Linked DNA regions of Homo sapiens: region 2 is linked to region 1. A link is an interaction called in ENCODE POLR2A ChIA-PET data of the cell type or tissue named here. Cell type or tissue: IMR-90. All regions are shown on one strand. Region 1 overlaps IPCEF1 (interaction protein for cytohesin exchange factors 1). Region 2 overlaps CNKSR3 (CNKSR family member 3).

What was found. ChIA-PET counts read pairs that join two places held together with the same protein. Peaks named below come from ENCODE experiments on the same cell type or tissue, not always from the same donor. Only the 100,000 strongest peaks of a DNase experiment are listed, where the experiment ranks them.
Region 2: POLR2A ChIA-PET joins it to region 1 with 5 read pairs; 3 of 35 experiments call an interaction of 5 or more read pairs at or near these places.

Annotation. Positions count from the first base shown.
Region 1 is chr6:154,315,566-154,320,565 of GRCh38, forward strand. All of the region lies in intron 1 of IPCEF1 (interaction protein for cytohesin exchange factors 1), which reads right to left. Among named protein-coding and RNA genes, the nearest start is that of IPCEF1, 39 kb to the right of the region's middle. In IMR-90, no CTCF peak of the experiment used is centred here; DNase peaks (open chromatin) are centred at 2,096 and 3,776; H3K27ac peaks cover 2,058 bases.
Region 2 is chr6:154,430,116-154,435,115 of GRCh38, forward strand. CNKSR3 (CNKSR family member 3) reads right to left here. Exons shown (of 13, transcript NM_173515.4): 5 at 3,351-3,392; 6 at 357-476. Among named protein-coding and RNA genes, the nearest start is that of IPCEF1, 76 kb to the left of the region's middle. In IMR-90, no CTCF peak of the experiment used is centred here; no DNase peak of the experiment used is centred here.

The sequences.
Region 1 (5,000 bases):
GGTAACGATCACAGATGGGAATGGGCCAGTATCCACCATTAATGACAACTAAGTCCCGGATTTTATCTTAGTCCTGTGGATCTATACCAAGCTTGGGAGCTGATAGTCACACTAGCATCCCTGTATTTGGCCCTGAGATACCAATCCCCCATCTGTCTTCAAATAGGGAAAACAGAGTCAAATTTGAAGTTTTAAATATTGATGGGAAATTGATGAAAATCTAAGTACAGAAATCTAGAATCAAAATTAAAATGTGCAATTTTTTTTGGGGGGGAGCGGTGGTGGACAGTCTCACTCTGTCACCCAGGCTGGAGTGCAGTGGCCCAATCTCAGCTCACTGCAATCTCAGCTCACTGCAATCTCAGCTCACTGCAATCTCCGCCTCCCAGGTTCAAGTTATTCTTGTGCCTCAGCCTCCCAAGTAGCTGCGAGTACAGGCATGAACCACCAGGCCTGGCTAATTTTGGTATTTTCAGTAGAGACAGTTTCACCATGTTGGCCAGGCTAGTCTTGAACTCCTGGCCTCAAGCAATCTGCCTGCCTCAGCCTCCCAAAGTGGTGGAATTATAGGCAAGAGCCACTGCTCCCAGCCAACATGTGCAAATTCTTAACCCTCACTTTAGGTAACACTGTAAAATTGGGTTGCCATTATTGGCCCTCTCCTTCACTCATAGGGAAGCACATTTTTTTAGATGTATGCTATTGTACACTTAATAAACTACAGCACAGCATCACTTTTATATGCACTGGGAAACCAAAAAAATTAAGGTGACTCACTTTATTGTGATACTTACTTTATTGCTGTGGTCCGGAACCAAACCTGCAATATCTCTGAGTTATGCCTAGATACACAAGGTATACTATTCTGTATTTAAAAAAAGAAGGAAATTCTGTCATTTGCAACAACATGAATAAACCTGGAGAACATTATGTTACATGAAATAAGCCAGACACAGAAAAACCAATACTGCATACTCTCACTTACATGTGGATTCTAAAGAGATTGAAGTCATAGATGCAAAGAATAGGATGGTGGTTAGTTACCAAGGGTTAGGGGAAGAGGAGATGTTGGTCAAACTATATAAAAGTTCAATGAAACAGGAGAAATAAACTCAAGAGAGCTATTGTACAGCATGGTAAGTACAGTTAATAACGATGTATTGTATTCCTGAAAATCACTAAAAGTGTAAATTTTAAGTGTTCTCACAACAAAAAATGAGTATGTAAGATTAGACATGTTATTTAGTTCAATTTAGCCATTCCACAATATATACGTATTTTAAAACAACATGTACCTAGTAAGTAGATACAATTTTCTCAATTAAAATTAATTAGTTAATTGGAATAATAATAATACTGCTGGAAAAACTGGATAGCCATATGAAAAAAAATTAACTTCAATTCCTACCTCATAGACCTAAACTTGACAGCTGAAACTATAAAGCTTCCAGAAGAAAATATAAAGTAATATTTTTGTGATCTTGGGGTAGGCAAAGATTTCTTACTCAGGATACGGAAAGCAATAAACATAAAAGAAAAAAATTCTAATCACAAGTGATGTTAATAGAATAAGCAAGCCACAAGCTGGGAGAAAATATTCATCAAACATGTGTTTGTCAAAGAATCTGTACCTAGAATACATAAAGAATTCCTCCAACTCGATAATAAAATGACAAGTAGACCAATTAAAAATGAGCAAATGGGCCAGGCACAATGGCTCACGCTTGTAATCCCAGCACTTTGGGAGGCCGAGGTGGGTGGATCACGAGGTCAGGAGTTCGAGACCAGCCTGGCCAACACAGTGAAACCCCGTCTCTACTAAAAATACAAAAAATTAGCTGGGCATGGTGGCAGGCTCCTGTAATCCCAGCTACTCAGGAGGCTAAGGCAGAAGAATCATTTGAACCTGGGAGGCAGAGGTTGCAGTGAGCCAAGATTGCACCACTGCACTCCAACCTGGGCGACAGTGAGAGACTCCATCTCAAAAAAAAAAAAAAAAAAAAAAAAAAAGCAAATGACTCAGACACTTAACAAAAAAATGTAAAAATGGCCAAAAAATACATAAAACAGTGCTCAACATAGTGAATCATTAGGAAAATGCCATAAAACCACAATGAGATACCACTACACACCCACTATAATGGGAAAAGTCAGAAAGATGTTGGTCTCATACAAAGATGAGAATGTAAAAAGCTACAACCGGTTTTTTTTTAAATGTTTGGTGCTTTCTTATAAACATAATATGTTCTGTGACCACCAGGTCTGCCCTTTAGTATTTACTGAAGAGAAAGAAAAACATGTATCCACGCAAAGATTTGTCTATGAATATTCATAGCTAGTTTGCTTATAATTCAGGTTGGAAACAACCCAACTGTCCATCAATAGGAACAGATAAACAAATTGTAATATGTTCATAAGACAGAATATATAGTAATAAACAGAAACAAAATACTACTGATAATTTACCCAAGAGCATAGATTAATCTCACACACATTATGCTGAACAAAAGAAGTCAGATATGTAAAAGTACAAGCCACATGACAACTTTGCTATGAAGTTCTGGAACAGGCAAGACTAACCTTTGGAGAAAGAAATCTGAACAGTGGTTGCCCTGGTGAGAGTAGAGGGTGGGGGGATTGACCTTAATGGAGCAAGACGGGAAAAATTCTGGTTTTTGGTAATAGTTTGAGTTCCATGAACATACACATTTGTCAAAACTCATGGAGCTGCAGCACTAATGACCTGTGCCTTTCACTACATGAAGACCAAGACCCAATAAAATAATTTAGGTCACAGAAGGTAATTTGAGAATATTATTTCCAGGGAATTAAAATTTAACTTGAAAACAAATGAAGGAATAATGTAGGGTAGGATTCATTCCACTCTTGCCCTTCAGAAGGATAAGCCCCAGATTGGGACCGAGATGGAAGGCACAAATCTGCTTTCATTTCCACCTTACTAGAATCACGATGTGCTTCTGGTTTTAACAATATGTATTTTCTTGGCCGGGTGTGGTGGCTCACGCCTCTAGTCTCAGCACTTTGGGAGGCCAAGGTGGGTAGATTGCTTGAGCCCAGGAGAGGCTGCAGTGAGCCGAGATCACACCACTGCGCTCCAGCCTGGCTGACAGAGTGAGACCCTGTCTCAAAAAAAAAAAAAAAAAAAAGAAGAAGAAGAAAACAATACATATTTTCTATACAACATGCACCCAATGTCAATAATTATTTTTTCCCTCATTCCATCCATACACAAAAGCTAATTTCATCATCTGGAACCTTCAGAAGATATGATCTGTTTCAGCACTGGCCACGTTAGCCAACCTATGTGTGTCTGTCTCAAACATGATGTCAACAAGGGGAACTTTCAAGGATAAATGTGAATGTTTGTAATTTTTGCTTTATGTGCTGACTTTAGAACCTAATTGAAGATAAGCTATGATTCCATAGTAATTTTTTCTATGCAGCAGGGTGATAACTAATATCTTAGATTTAAATGTATAACTAAATTCTTGTCATATTATTCTTAGTACTCTGGTTATAATTGAACATACCAATTGTGCGTGAATGAAGTATATTAAAATTCATTCTGCTCTTTTCCCTTCCCTCCCCTTACCCAAAAACATGAACTGTTTATAAAATTTTCAGAGTCTTTTCATTTGGTTTTACTTATCTGGACTCATAAGCCATGCATGGTAAATTTCAGACCTATAATTTGTGGCTTCCTGCTTCCAAGATCACTCCAGAATAGTTCTCATGTGACTGTTTTTCTAGTTAAATATTTACACATATACATGGGGTACACAGGCAGTTCATATTTGACATGATTTAACAGCATCTACATCTGTTTCTCATTATAACATGGCAGAAAAATGTGCCTACTAAACATTTTTTAAATATATTTGTTCAAAAAATTGTTTCTACTCCTAAGATGTTTTCCACATAAAGAAAACAGAAGATGATCCCCCGCCCCCAGGCCCTTTTTAATTCCCTTTCTCTGGTTCAGGTTTCTCTCTTGCTATCAATCATTGCTTTCCAAGCCTAACCAAAGCATGTGTCATGTCTTATTTTTATCAGTGTGTGAGAAGCACAAAATTAAATTGAGACGCGAAGCGGGGAAACATCTTATTTAAATTTAAAAAGCCTTCAAAAGCAGCAAGTGGCTCCGGGTGTGATACTTCAAGATTAGCAAGATCGTGTTTGAATGCACTCCCTGCCCATATAAACAAGCCTGAAGTCTGTTCCACGCTCCCAATACACGGCTCAGGCATGGGCTTTTCTTTTGGAAAGAGAGAAAATTCTTGGCTTTCAAGAGGTCTCTTAATCATCGCTGTATCCCCAAAATTTTAAATCACAACATAAATATCTGTTCTAACTCTCCGCCATCTAGTTAAGGAGGCCAATCATATTTTAGACACGAGCATTTTTTCCAAAGATATAAAACCTAAATTATGAGAATATTCCCTTCCGAGCACTAATTTAGAATAAATTGCTATTGTCTAACTTTTATTCTGTTGTTTTCAGTTTCAATCTGCAAAACTGTTTCCTCATTTTTATTCAAAAGTTATCATCTAAGTAATAAAAAAAGTGAAAAAGAATGAAAACAAAACCCCAAAACTCCTGAATTATAAATCCTAGACGCTAACCATGTAGTTCATAACTACCAAGGAAGCAAAAATAAAAGGAATAATCATTTTCAACTATTTCAAGACTTATTTTTCCAATTTGTATCTAATTCAAAACCTTGCCTTTTTCTTTTCTCTTTCCTGCTCATCTTTTGGCTACTTCACAGCTCATTTCACTCTAGAGAAAAAGAGATTGGAGAAAATAAAAAGAGATGAGACTCAATGAGTGCAACTGGCCTCAACCGCCCTGAGGAAAAGCTTTGTTTTCAAGAAGCCTAGAAAAACTGGCTCTAATACCGATTTTAGTGCATCTGAGAATTTAAATAAACCTTAATATTCTTAATTCCTGTCACTGATTAAAAAGGGTGGTAGTCAATT
Region 2 (5,000 bases), 110 kb after region 1:
CTCACATTCATCCTAAGTGCTAATACTTTCAGAGCAGATGTTATTTTTGTACCCAGAGACCATCTTTCCTTTGTGTAAGTGTTTTATATTTCCTTGCATTGCTAAGTCCTAAAAATAAAGTGTTATCTTCAAAATACGAGTATACAGTTTTTAAACTGTATTTATTTTTATACTTTGTGGATAGAAAACATATCAACAGGATTCAAGATAGCACATTCCTAATTACATAATGGAAGGCAGTCTAAATTAATTCTGCTTTTCAGAATTATAGTGAAAGCAATAAGGAATTTTTTTAAAAATTTAGTAAATGATGATGTATGTTATCTGAAAATAAAACAAGTGTTATTAGAACTTACCAGGCCTTCCCCAGGTTTAATGTTTGGTAAGTGAACTTCCTCCAGACATGCACACTGGCTCATCACAGGATCTGTGGTAGATCGGATTGTTTTGTCACAGATGCCATTTAAAACCTTGACCTAGAATTGGAGAAGCAAATAGTCAGGAAAGTTCAATCATTAACCAAGTTTATCTCAAGCTGATTTTTAGAGAAATGCATTTCACCTATAATTGTTAGTTCTGGTTGGCAATCATTTTGATAATTCTGCTCAGTGAATGCATGGCATTTAGACTCCATGTTTACCATCTGTGGGAATAGTGCCACTATTTCAGCTTTGTTTAGAAAAGGCAGCTTTTATATTAGCTCCTTTATGGCCACTGAAGAGCACAGGCCAGGCAGAAATCCCCTTTCAGCAATGAAGTGGAATCATCTCTCCCCAACCACCTACCTGACTTTTCAATGATTGCTCACAGTCTCTGAATACCAAATATTGACAAGGTAAAAAAAAAAAAAAATTGTTTTGAGACTAAGCCATTTTTTCAATGGACTTTACTTTTTTAAGCTGTTTCACGTTTATAAAAAAAAAAAATTGAACAAAAAGTACATTGAGTTCCCATATATCCCCTCCACCACCAGCCTCCATTCCCAGTTTCCTCTATTATTAACATCTTGTACTAGGTGTGGTGCATTTGTTATAAATGACAAACTAGGACGGGCACAGTGGCTCATGCCTGTAATCCCAGCACTTTGGGAGGCTGAGGTAGGGGGATCACCTGAAGTCAGGAGTTCAAGACCAGCCTGACCAATATGGCAAAACTCCATCTCTACTAAAAATACAAAAATTAGACGGGCATGGTGGCGTGTGCCTGTAACCCCAGCTACTCGGGAGGCTGAGGCTGCAGAATTGCTTGAACCTCAGAGGCAGAGGTTGCAGTAAGCCGAGTCGCACCACTGCACTCTAGCCTGGGTAACAGAGCGAGACTCTGTCAAAAAAAAAAAAAAAAAAAAAGCCACCAAAAACAAATTATGAACTAATATTGAGACACTATTATCAACTAACATCTATAATTTATATTAGGGTTCACTTTTTGTGGTGTACATTCTATGAGTTCTGACAAATGCCTAATGTCACGTATCCTTCATTACAGTATCATATAGGATAGTTTCAGTGTCCTAAATATCCCCTGTATGCAACCTAATTATCCACCACCCCATCCCTCACCATGAACCCCTGGCAAACATAGATCTTTTTACTGTCTCTGTGGTTTTGATTTTCTAGAAAGTCAAATAGTCAGAATTATGCAGCATGTAGTCTTTTCAGACTGCCTTATTTCAATTAACAACATACTTGTAAGTTTCCTCCATATCTTTTCATGACTTGATAGCTTATTTCTTTTTTATTGCTGAATAATATTCTATTTTATAGATGTACAACAGTTTGTTTATCCATTCATCTATTGAGAGACATTAAGGTTGCTTCCAACTTTTTTGGCAATTTTGAGTAAATCTGCTATAAACATCCTGTGCACATTTTTTGATGTAAATTTTCAACTCCTTTGGGTAAATATGTAGGAGCACAACTGTTGGATCATATGGTAAGAATATGTTTAGTTTTGTAAGAAACTTCCAAATTGTCCTCCAAACTGCCTGCACCATTTTGCATTTCCACCAGCAATTAACGAGCGTTCCTGTTGCTCCACAACCTCAGCAGCGTTTGGTGTTGTCAGTGTTTCATATTTTAGCCTATATAATAGGTATATGGCGGTATCTCATTGTTGTTTTAATTTACAATTCCCTAATACAAATGACATTGAACATCTCTTCATAGGCTTATTTGCCATTTGTATGTATTCTTTGGTGAAGTACCTGTTCAGATCTTTTGTCTCCTTTTTAATTGGGTTGTTTGTCTTCTTATTCTTGTTTTTTGTATATTTTGTTCTTGTTCTTTGTATATTTTGGATACAAGTCCTTTATCTGATAGGTGTTTTGAAAATATATATCCTCCCAGTCTGTGGCTTGTCTTTTCATTCTCTTAACAGTGCATTTCACATAGCAGTTTTTAATTTTAATGAAGTCTACCTTATCAATTTTTCTTTCATGAATTATGCTTTTGGTGTTCTATCTGAAAACTCATTGCAAAACACAGTCACCCAAATTTTCCCCTATGTTATCTTTTAGATGGTTTATAGTTTTGCATTTTACATTTAGGTCTATCATCTTTTTAGTGATCACTCACATTCTTTGAATGCCAAACACTGACAAGGTAAAACTAAAGAGACAATGAGAGGATCCCTATTAAGTGGTCTCCTTATAGAAGTCACAGTGGCTACGTGTGGTATTTCCCCAATCAGACTCATCTAACCTTTCAAAATTAAACAACCAAAGAAATCAGGAAATTCCAAAGAGTGATTTTTCTTTCCAAGGGGGAGAATCCAAGAAGTGATACTTTTTACATTCCTCCAATTTGTTTGGCCTCCCTATTTATGGAAAATATATTTATAGCAGTTTCATTGCTAAATTCCTCAACATCAGTAGGAGGAAGGCCTTATCAAAAGAGCACAGGCTGGCGTATGTCAAAAGGAGGAAGTGATGATGAATAGTTACAAAATGCTCCTTAAACAGTTACAGCACATCCCCCCTCCATCATAAGGTTTTTGCCAAGAATTTTTTTCTTAAATCAAAATGGTCCTAAAGTGAAATTTGCACATCAGTTCAATCCTGACTAGCAGGCTAGCTAGCAATATACATATAACTGTATCCTGATAAAATGTTCAGAAAAAAAAATAAAACAGAGACTCGATGTAGTTAATTTAAGCACAGGAATTTTCACAGTAGTTGGTCTTGTTAAATAACTTTTATGCTTTCTCTTCCACCTAAATTTAAAAACTCATGTCCCAAAAGCCAATATTTCAAAGTATCTCCTGAAGTAATTAGCCACAGGGCATTTACTTAATGTGATTCCCACTGCCTTTGGAAAATGAATTTTACAATAACTTTTAGAATGTATACTTACCACAGTTAAAACTTTATCCTCCATTTCCGCTACAAAGCAATCCTAAAGAAGGGGATGGAGAAAATGAATACTAAGTACAAGAGTTAAAAACGTTCAGAACTGTTGGCCTAGCTTTCTAGACATTTTCTGCAGCTCAAGACGGTCCCTGACACACCCGTCAGCCTGCACAGTCCTGCAGGACTGGGATGGGAATGAGAGGGCAGAGTGGGAACAGAGCTGACGTTTGCACCTTCCGAAGGTCCTGCTCTCCCCTGACCTAAGGAGTTCTCATCCAAGGAACCCACTTGGCCAATTACTTAATTTGAAAACTTACAAAAATAACTGAACTGAAATCCACCTACTCTCCAGACTGTCCAGAGAGTAGTAAGTCAGAAGTCCAAGTCAAGAAACCTGACGACGGCTCCCAATGTGCCCCCAGGAACAGACAGCAGTGGGCCAACAAGCTGGCAGTCTTTAGCTCTGGGCCTGCCTATAAGAATAGCTTTCAAATAAGGGCTTGAGTAAACTCAGCCACAAAAGTTTATTTTAAGCACCACTGAGATTAAATCAGATATTTCAGTCCTTGATAGATGAAAAGGGTTCAACAAAACATTCATTAACACACTGACAAAAAAGTGGTCTTGAGGTATGCTATTGATGACATGAAATAAAGGGCTGGAATGCAAAGCATTATTTATTCAGCTTAAGAACAAAAGGCTTGGAACACTGTATGAACTGGGTTAGCTGATTATAGGAATCACCATTGTCTTGTCTAAAAGCTGCCAAAGTGAAATTGCCAATGTGAAACTTTCACAGTTAACCTTCTAGAACTCATCTGTAGCAAAGGATTTCAACCTATACTGCAGAATGCATGCAGAAAAAAAAAATCGATACAACTAGATTCTATAGAGTTTATTCAGCCCTATTAACTATAATCCCAAGTTAGGACAATCTTAAAGATAATGCTAATTTCTTTTATGTACATGACAAAATGTTAATCAACTGTGTTGGAATTGTCAGGTGAAGATTTTTCACGTCAATCAAAAAGTCATTTTTAGGTCATTTTTTACTACTTCTGAAGGAGGAAGATGCCTGTCAGTTTCTACTCTATATGATTTAATAATCAGACTTTTATTGTCTTCTTACATTTGTTTAAAATTTTTTCTACTAAATAAAAATGTAGGAAACAATAATAATGACTGCTCCTAAAATTTATACTGACTCTCAGGAAAAGAGCAGCCTAGAGAGAAAAGACTTAAAAAAAATAAATTTAGAAATGTATTTTTACATGTGTGAATTTGATATTATCTTAAACTACAGGAGCGGCTTCTGTAAACAGGAATAATTATAGCTCCAAATGTGCTTTTCCAATTCTATCTTGTAGATAAAACTAAACTGTCAACTACCATTATGGCTCATCCCCTATTAATACTGTCTGGCAGACTTGTTAAACACATTTCAACCTTAGAAACACAGTATACATATGTGATCGTGTGCTAGAAATAAAACTAATACTTTATCTTTGTGTCTATAATCTTTCACTACAAATTCCTTTTTTTTTTTTTTTTTAGACAAGGTCTCACTCTCTCGCCCAAGTAGGAATGCAATGGTGCAATCTCAGCTCACCGGCAGCCTTGACCTCCTGGGCTCAAGTGATCCTCCCGCCTCAGC